Linked DNA regions of Homo sapiens: region 2 is linked to region 1. A link is a contact called in ENCODE Hi-C or POLR2A ChIA-PET data. All regions are on one chromosome and are shown on one strand. Each heading gives the region's core, a stretch centred on a gene start or an enhancer-like site at or near the end of the contact. The rest is flanking DNA. Distances are from core to core; before and after follow the strand shown. Region 1 overlaps STK4 (serine/threonine kinase 4). Region 2 holds the start of SLPI (secretory leukocyte peptidase inhibitor).

The links. A loop is a pair of places that touch in the nucleus more often than their neighbours do. ChIA-PET counts read pairs that join two places held with the same protein, here RNA polymerase II (POLR2A).
Region 2: a map of PC-9 shows a loop between it and region 1 (11-fold over the local background). The contact joins the promoter of SLPI here to the enhancer-like site in region 1. A Hi-C loop is called at or near these places in 1 of 168 maps with a recorded cell type or tissue (PC-9). POLR2A ChIA-PET finds 5 or more read pairs at or near these places in 2 of 52 experiments (MCF 10A and RWPE1).

What each region holds. Positions count from the first base shown.
Region 1 is chr20:45,064,456-45,069,278 of GRCh38, forward strand. All of the region lies in intron 10 of STK4 (serine/threonine kinase 4), which reads left to right. Among named protein-coding and RNA genes, the nearest start is that of KCNS1, 34 kb to the right of the region's middle. Within about 2 kb of position 3,241, at least 2 of the 41 ENCODE cell types and tissues checked have a DNase peak (open chromatin) inside an H3K27ac peak, as active enhancers do; they include PC-9, where a contact is called at or near this core.
Region 2 is chr20:45,252,108-45,256,690 of GRCh38, forward strand. It overlaps SLPI (secretory leukocyte peptidase inhibitor), which reads right to left and starts at 2,457. Exons shown (of 4, transcript NM_003064.4): 1 at 2,352-2,457; 2 at 1,468-1,626; 3 at 895-1,044; 4 at 132-312. The coding sequence starts at 2,436. The coding sequence ends at 308. All of the region lies in intron 2 of LOC105372630 (a long non-coding RNA gene), which reads left to right.

The DNA of each region.
Region 1 (4,823 bases), core at 1,991-4,490:
TAATTCTGTGAAGAATGTCATTAGTAATTTGATAGGAATAGCATTGAATCTGTAAATTGCTTTGGGCAGTATAGCCATGTTAACAATGATTCTTCCCATCTATGAACATGGAATGTTTTTTCATTTGTTGGTGTCATCTTTGATTTCTTTGAGCACTGTTTTATAATTCTTTAAGTAGAGATCTTTCACTTCCCTGGTTAGCTGTATTCTATTCACATATCTTTTATTTCCCTGGTATTTTATTTTTTTGTGGCTATTGTGAATGGGACTGAGTTATTGATTTGGTTCTCAGTTTGGACATTGGTATATAACAATGCTACTTATTATATTTTTGTACATTGATTTTATATACTGAAACTTTGCTGAAGTGGTTTATCAGATCAAGGAGCTTTTGGGCAAAGTCTATAGGGTTTTCTATGTATAGAATTATATTGTCTGCAAACAGATAGTTTGACTTCCCTTCTTCCTGTTTGGATGTCTTGTATTTCTTTCTCTTGTCTCATTGCTCTGGGAGGACTTCCAGTACTGTTGAATAGGAGTGGTGAGAAAGGGCATCCTTGACTTGTTCTGGTTTTCAGAGGGAATGCTTCCAACTTTTGCCCATTTAGTATGATGTTTGCTGTGGGTTTTTAGTAAATGGGTATTACTATTTTGAAGTAGTTTCTTCAGTTACTAGTTTGTTGAGGTTTTTTTTTTTTAACATGAAGGGATGTTGAATTGCATCAAAAGCCTTTTCTGCATCTGAAGTAATCATGTGGTTTTTGTTTTTAGTTCTGTTTATATGATGAATCACATTTATTGATTTGTGTATGTTGAACCAATCTTGCATCTCAGGGATAAAGACTACTTGATAGTGGTGGATTAACCTTTTTATGTGCCGCTGGATTCGATTTGCTAGTATTTTGTTGAGGATTTTCACATCCATGTTCCTCGAGAAAAATGGCCTGAAGTTTTTTTGTTTTTGTTTTTGTTTTTTGGTGGTTGTTGTTGTTGTATCTCTGTCAGGTTTTGGTGTCTGGATGATAGACATAGATGGACACCTCATAGAATAGGTTAGGGAGGAGTCCCTCCTCCTCAATTTTCTGGAATAGTTTCAGTAGGATTGGTACCAACTCTTCCTTATACATCTGATAGAATTCAGCTGTGAATCCATCTGGTCCTGGTCCTGGTTCTACATTTTGTAGCTTGTGAGTATAGAGGTGTTCATAATAGGTTCTGGGAATTTTTTGTATTTCTGTGAGGTCAGTGGTAATGTCCTCTTTGTCATTTCTGATTTTGTTTATTTGGCTCTTCTCTCTTTTTTTATTAGTCTAGCTAGTGGTCCATCTATCTTATTATTTATTTATTTATTTTTTTTCAGAAAACCAATTCCTGGATTCATTGGTCTTTTGCATGTTTTTTCACATCTCAGTTTCCTTCAGTTCAGCTTTGATTTTGGTTATTTATTTTTGTTAGCTTTGGGGTTGGTTTGCTTTTCTTTCTCTAGTTCCTCTAGTTTATATGAGTAACCCTTATTTTACTTAATAATGGCCCCAAAGCATAAGAGTTGTGATGCTGGCAATTTGGATTTGCCAAAGAGAAGCTGTAAAATGCTTCCTTGTTTATCTCTTACTGTGCCTAATTTAAAAATTAAACTTTATCATAGGTATATATGTATAGGAAAAAATTGTGTATGTGTATATATATACACACATTATATACATATGTATATACACATTATATATCTACACACACACACACACACACACACACACACACAGATATCTAGCTAGATAGTACCAAAATATATACATCTGTGGTTTTGGACATCCACTGGAATGTATCCCTTGTGGATAGGGGGGACTACTGTAATCACAAAAAACTAACAGTATGCAAGTACTTCATATTTTATAAAATGTTATTTAAAGAAGAAAACTTGTTTTTTGTGTTTGCCATTTATTAAATCATATTCTTTATACATACACGTGTGTACACGCACGATGTACTGAGTCTCCTCTCTAGGCTCTGTGGACAAAGTCTTTGGGTTATTTGAACGCAGTCTTCTAAGAGATCCGTGTCAGAGGTCTTGTCATTACATCACCATGCCTGCTTGAAGCCAGATTTCTTTGATTCACCCAGGCTTATGATCTGCATTTCATTCCAGTCTTCTTGGTAAATATTTTTTATATATGTGGTCAAGTTCTCTTTGTTTGGAATTTTGATAATGAGAACTGCAAGTGTTGATTAATTATAAACCTAAAATGGGATTGAGGCAATTGTTAACTCGTCGTGGTTTTGCTGCTTTCCCTCCTTATTGGAGAAGAATTAGGAAGACTTTATAGGGGACTGATGGAAAAATAATTTGGCATGACCATAATTTGAGTCAGAGAAAGTCTCTTATTAAAATTCCCACAAGGCTTATTTAAGGAGCAAGATCTTTTGAAACTAATGGTGTGGTACTTACTTAATCCACACAAGTTATGATTTGATTGTCATCTTCTTTGATTTTTCTGCTTGGCTTTCTGTCATCTGATGAGAGATTACTGCATTACCTGAGAATCTCATCTTATTAGAGTCACCTCTACCTAAACTAGAATCCATTCCTAAATAGTAACATACTCGCATCAAGAAAGAGTAAGTATCCTCGGTACTAAATTAGTGCTCTAGATGCCTTTGTACATTTTTTTTGTTGCACTTTTCCGGACTTTCTAGTGGCCAGTGTTGAGGTATGGGATGGTATGATGGTGGCTTCATTCAACTTTTTAGCTTCTATCGAGCTTCCCTGTCATCTTGCTAAATTCCAAAGGTGTGTTCTTTCCTCATTCTTGGTCACAACAAAACATCACCTGAGACGGGATCAGTCTGACTCGCCCAACCAGAAGGGATGATGTGTTTGAGAAATCCTGTTTGTGACACTGGAGGAAGAATTGTGACTGTTCATATATGATACATATGGAATTGAAACTTGTCCTTAAAAGCTCTGGCAGGTCTCTCTTTGATGGTTTTTAGGGACAATAGACTTTTGAGGTGAGAGTTTGTAGTGGCAGAGGAGCAGAACTTTGAAATAGGCCTAAACCCTGTACTTTGGATATGGGCCAGACCCATTTGTGTTCCCTATGGGGCTGGTTGACAAGGGAAGAGGAAGCTCTACTATACATTCTCATGTGTTTAGTGTAGCTTAACTCTGCTGATTCAAGATGGGCTAATTGTCAGTGTAATTCCTTTGAATTATCTCTGTGATGAAGTATCAGCTGGAGCTTGCCAGTGGCACTCTGGGCCAATTATGCAGCCGACTTTGAAAAATGGTATGATTCAGAATGTCAGAGTTGCTAAGGTGATTTATGAAGAAATCAGTTCCCATCAGCCTTCATTATTCATAGAGATGCTGGGAATCAGGACTTTGCAGTGACCTGGCCCAGAGGAAATAAACCAGGTGGGTATGATTTAGGGTTTCTCACATAGAGTTCAATAGAGGTGCCTCTGTGTATGTGGTATGTGTCCTGTACCGTGTTGTGAGCTCATCTTAGAGCAACAGCAGCTATTATTTACATTACATACTTCCTCCATTTCCCAAAAAAGGATATAAGGTGGTAGCCTTCACTTACCCACTTTCTTTCTGGTGGATGCATGACATTATGTTATATACCTTACCAATACCTCCAAACCTCACAACCGCTGTTGTAGAACGAATAATGTCCTCCATTGAAAAATGAGAAAATTGAGGCACATATTAGATGATTTATGCAAAGGCATCCAACTACCAAGGGCAGAACTCGTATAGAACCCGGTCCATCTGACTTAACACCAGTGCTCTTGCCCCTAACCTGAGCTGCTTCTCTGACAGGTGTATTGCCCTTTATATTCATGTTGCCCAGCAGTGTTCCTGGCCTAGCGTAGCTGCCAATAAAATTGATTGATTTGATTTGAATCATATTCAGCACCCTGGAGTCACTGCACGTCAGCAGCAGCACCATGTGTGTAGTAGGCACTTGGTGCCTACTACAAAAGGCACAAAAGCAGCAAAGTAGATAGCATACCCATTTTACAGATGAGAAAACGGAATCTCAGAGAGGACAAGTAACTTGCCTAAAGTCACCCGTTACCACTAGTGGCATTTCTGAATGTGAGGGCCATCTGATGTATCTAATATCAGCTAAATTCATAATTCTTCCAGTCTTCCACATTTTTCACAAACACACTCCCATTTCCAGAAACCCTTCATGTTTCTTCCAGTTGCTTGTTGTCTCTTCTAATTCCTTGTTGTATCACTTAAATTATTTTCCCACTCTTATCCTCAGTGACCTCATCTCTAAAAGGAGGATAATGATGATACCTACCTTACAGATGGATTAAATAAAATAGTGCAGACAAAATGTTGAGTTCAGCATTTAACAGATGCAAATGGTGAAGTAATTAACATACTTCTTCCATATCTATGTGTAGAATCCAACAGTAACACAGCATTTGTATCCTGCTAACAGAGTGAGGCTGAACTTTAAACTAAAAATATGTCTACTTTAAGATACAACACATTTCCAGAGATCACATCTTTTAAGAGAAATCTCATCTGCACAAATGTTGTTGCTTTTACTTATTCAGACATCCTTTGGCAGACATCAGACCTCATCAGACTGGGTAAAGGCGATGGTGAGGGAATTCTAGGTGTTAGACAATAGTGAGTGAGTTCCCATAAGACATTAGTACTGTCAGGCTCGGAGCCCGTCCTCTTCCTTTACCCAAGACTGATGTGTTGCTTAGCCTTATGATGGCAAGGAAATTCTAAATAACCATGATTAAGAGGCTTATTTTAGTTTCTCCTTCCACTGTGATCTCTCCCAGAAAGA
Region 2 (4,583 bases), core at 1,207-3,706, 190 kb after region 1:
AATTCAAGTTCCCCCAGTCCCTAAGCCTCTTCCTCCCACTACGTATTCATAGGAAGGAGGCCTCATATCTAGATCTTCCCTCACAGCTTCCCACCCCACTCATACCCCCAACGAATCACAGAAGCAGGATGTGCAAAGAGAAATAGGCTCGTTTATTTATTCATTGATCAACTGGCACTTCTTGAAAGCCTGCTGTGTGCCAAGCCTTTCCCCAAAGGAGGATATCAGTGGTGGAGCCAAGTCTCAGGGTGGAAAGGACCTGGACCACACAGAGCAGGACTCCAGAGCCTCCTCCATATGGCAGGAATCAAGCTGTGAGAGAAAATCAGATAAGAGCTTCAGCATAGAAACCAGCCAAATCATATCCACATCCTTCCTCCTGCCCAAGGATCCTTCTGAGATAGAGAAAATAGCAAGATAGCGCTATAGTTGAGAGAGACTTAGTGTCAGGAGACAAGTCTCATTTTCACCGTAAAACTCTAAACTCAAAGCATTGAACTAGATAATCCTCAAACTCCACTGATCCTTTGTGATTTCACCTCAGAAAACATGATGGAAACAACCTGAATAATAAATTCTTAGTGCACATAGTGCTTTGCAGAGCACTTTCAATCTCATTATGTACATTTTACCGATAAAGAAACTGAGACTCAGAAAGACACTTGCCCAGGACCCCCACCCAGAGACACTAGAATAGAATCAAAGCCACAGGCGATCCTATGGAAATCCTGGCCCTGAGACCTGGAGAACAGTTCTCTTGAAGGACAAGGGAGTCAGACAGAGGCTGTGCTTGGAGTAGGGTTCAGGAGTCCCCCTGCCCATATGCCTGGGCCTCCAGAGGGTTGAGGCTGAGAGGGCTGGAGGGAGCTCAGTGTGCCCTCATCCCCTGCTTACCTTTCACAGGGGAAACGCAGGATTTCCCACACATGCCCATGCAACACTTCAAGTCACGCTTGCACTGGCCATCCATCTCACAGAAATTGGGGGGGTTAAGCATCAAACATTGGCCATAAGTCACTGGGCACTTCCCAGGCTTCCTCCTTGCTGGGTGAGAGTGAGGCTACCGGTCAGAGGCCTTGTACTTTATACAACCCCTCCCATCCCCACTTTTTAGAGTGAGCCCCTGCTCCAGCTTCAGCAGGGGGGATCATCCCCTCCCCACCTCTATCACCACCACCTTCTCCCTAAGGCGGCCCCCAAACATAGCACCTGGCTCTCCTAGAACTTCAGGCCCCCCATTGATGCAGGTGGCCAGCCACCCAGTGCTGACTAGGTGGGAGGCTTCCAACTACCTGGCTATCTAAATGCCCGCTGCTTCACCAGCTGCTGGCTACCTTCCTGCTTAGGGCAGTGTGACTCACTGACGGATTGACAAGGAGGCCTGGCAGGACCCATCACCCAGTTCCATCCCTCTAATGCTGTGTCCCCAGGCTCACTCCTCTCTACCCAGTTCCCCGACCTGCTTACTTGGGTTTGGGGTGTCAACAGGATCCAGGCATTTGATGCCACAAGTGTCAGGACAACATCTCTTCTTCCCTGGACACTGCCAGTCACTCTGGCACTCAGGTTTCTTGTATCTAAGGCACTGGGCAGATTTCTTAGGAGGACAGACTCCAGCTTTGAAGGCTTTTGAAGAGAAAGTCAAGAGGTCAGGAGGAGGCTGGGTACTGAGGACCCATCATGCCTCCTGAACAAAGCACCACTTTTGAGGGGGAGAGACCCTTACCTCAGTAGCTGTCCACAAAGCCCAAAGGGTCATGCCTGCCTGATCTCCAGGTGTATTGATGGGCTTGATTAAATTAGACAAATGGACAGGGGACGTTTCACACCCAAGAAAAGGGCAGCAGGCTTCTAGTCAAGACCTCCCACCCAAGAGCAAAACAAGGCTACACAAAGGCAGAGAGGAAGGCTGGGAGTGATGGAGATGGAGAGAGGTAAACAAAGATAAATAGAACCAGTGTGAGAGAAGTTGAGAGCTAAAGCCCAAGGCAGAAGCACAGAGACAAAATAGCAGAAGCAAAGACACAAGGAAGCAGAGTCAGAAACTAATGATTTGAGAGTCGCAGACAGGTGAAGAAGAAGGCGGAGTATGAGAGAGAGAGAGAGAGAGAGAGAGAGAGAGAGAGAGTGGGACCTGGGCTGACAGCATGGCTGCATAGAGGAAGCATTTCCAGAAGCTCAAACTGTCACACAAACCTTGGAGCTCAGCCAGACATGTATTCCACCCTCAGGGAGGTCTCCCGAAACTAAGCTGAGGGATCAGAGCCTACAGAAGGGGACACACCCACACCACAAGGAGACCCCACCTCTGACCCTGCAGCCCAGATTAGACCAGAGTGACTCCAACTTACACTTTCCAGAGCCTTCCACAGCCCAAGGTGCCAGAGTTCCCAGGGCAAGCAGCACCAGGAAGGGGAAGAGGCCGCTGGACTTCATGGTGAAGGCAGGAGTGACTCTGATGGCCAATGCCAAACCTCACTATTTATTCTTTCACCAGTGGGTGTGGCCCCACCAGAATTCTTTCGGCCTCTCCCAGCTACTATTGCATAAGCAGGAAACGTAGCCAGAGACCAGAAATCCTGACACCAAGGAGATTGTTTATCTTTCCTATGCCAGGTAAGGCTATGAGGCCAACACAGCAACTATCAGAAAAGAAAGGGAAGAGATTGGCCTGGGAAGTTGGTTGATTAAAGAGGCCATCTCAGTGTCCATCTGAGCCCTAAACATCACAAGATCCCAGGCCATTAGCCTTATAGGTGGAGAGAGGGAAGAAGTGGTCAATTGCAAAGGTGCTACCCGGACCTGGAACTAAAACCAGACACAGACTCCCTGCTGAGACTTTGTGCAATACATTCTATTCTCACATTGCTAATTCTGATTCTCACATTACTGGACTCTCAGGCATTGTGAAACTCTGCTGATTACTCAATGCAGTTTCTTTCTCAAAAGTTCAGCTCGTTCAACCAACTGATACTTAGTTCCCTGAAATATTTACACCGTTATATCCCCAGTGCCTGTTCTGTGCCTGACACAGGAAAAGCACTCACAAATGAAAGCTGAAGAAGAGCTCCGCTCTCCACAAATCTCTCTGGAGCTCAGTTGTCTCAGCTGTGAAATGAAATGATACTAACAAGTCAGCCCTTCTCAGAGGGTTATGAAATTAAGGGCATGAAGGGACTCTGAATGAAAAGAACAAATGAATAGTATCCCTTCCCACTAAAGAGAATTGAAATGAATCTGAGATAAAGGGGGAAAGCAGCTCATCAGTCACTGTAATCTACATTTAGCTGTGAGATAATTTGAGATCTTAGAGGATTGCTTCCTAAAATTCCCCAAAATCCCTTACAGATCTCACATGACAGCAAAAAATTAAACCCATTCTATTTGCTACCCAGTCTGCATAGGTTGCTTCTAATTATAAAGAGAGCGACCATTATCTCTAAAATTCAGCCCATAGCTGAGTGTAGGGTCGCACACTTGCTGTCTCAGCTGCCCAGGAGGCTGAGGTGTATGGATTCCTTGAGAGTAGGAGTTTGAGACCAGCCCTGGCCACATATTGAGACCCCATCTCTACAAAAAAATGTAAAAAATTAGCCAGGCATGATGACGTACGTATGCCTGTAGTCCCAGCTACTTGGGAGGCTGAGCCAGGAGGATCGCTTTAGCCCAGGAGTTTGAGGCTGCAGTGAGCCATGATTGTGCCACTGCATTCCAGCTTGGGGGACAGAGCGATACCCTGTCTTAAAAAAATAAAATAAAATAAAATTCAACCAAAGCTCATCTAGCTACAAACTCCAAGCTCTTGACTCATTATCTTCATGCTTGGAATTCTCCCATTCATTCCTAAGGTGAAGGTTTGTGGAACTTTCCACAGACATGAAAGACCCACTCATTATCAAGTAGCGATGGCCCCACATGAAGTATTTAAGTATTCCACAACCAAACAGGCAACTGGCAGCAGATCCCTTTATACAAAAGTCACTCCATGGTTTGAATTTTGGTGGATCAGAAGACTTGGACATAATCAATCATCAGTCAAATTTTGGTGGAAAAAGAAAAGGAAGAAAATTAATATGCACAAGGTAACTACTATGAGCCAGGTGCATTCACTCTTAGTTGGAGTACTTAGTAGGGTAGGTAAGAGAGAAATGGAGGCTATGATTTCCACCAATGGGTAATGACACTCTCAGGTCAAGATTTTTGTTCTCACTTCCACCACCCAGGGGATAATTTGATTTCTCTCACAGAGTTCCTGTTCTCTCTCTCTCTCTCTCTCTCTGTTTGTTCCTATTTTCCTCAGTGCCACACTCAAGAAATTATCTGGAGTTTTCTAAATATTTATTTCTTAAAGAATGAAAAGGGGCTGGGCACGGTGGCTTATGCCTGTAATCCTAGCACTTTGGGAAACCAAGGTGGGCGGATCACTTGAGGTCAGGAGTTCAAGAGCAGCCTGGCCAACATGGTGAAACCCTATCTCCACTAAAAATACAAAAATTAGCCAGGCAGTGTGGCACACACCTGTAATCCCAGCTACTCAGGAGGCTGAGGCAGGAGAATCACTTGAACCCTGGAGGTAGAGGTTG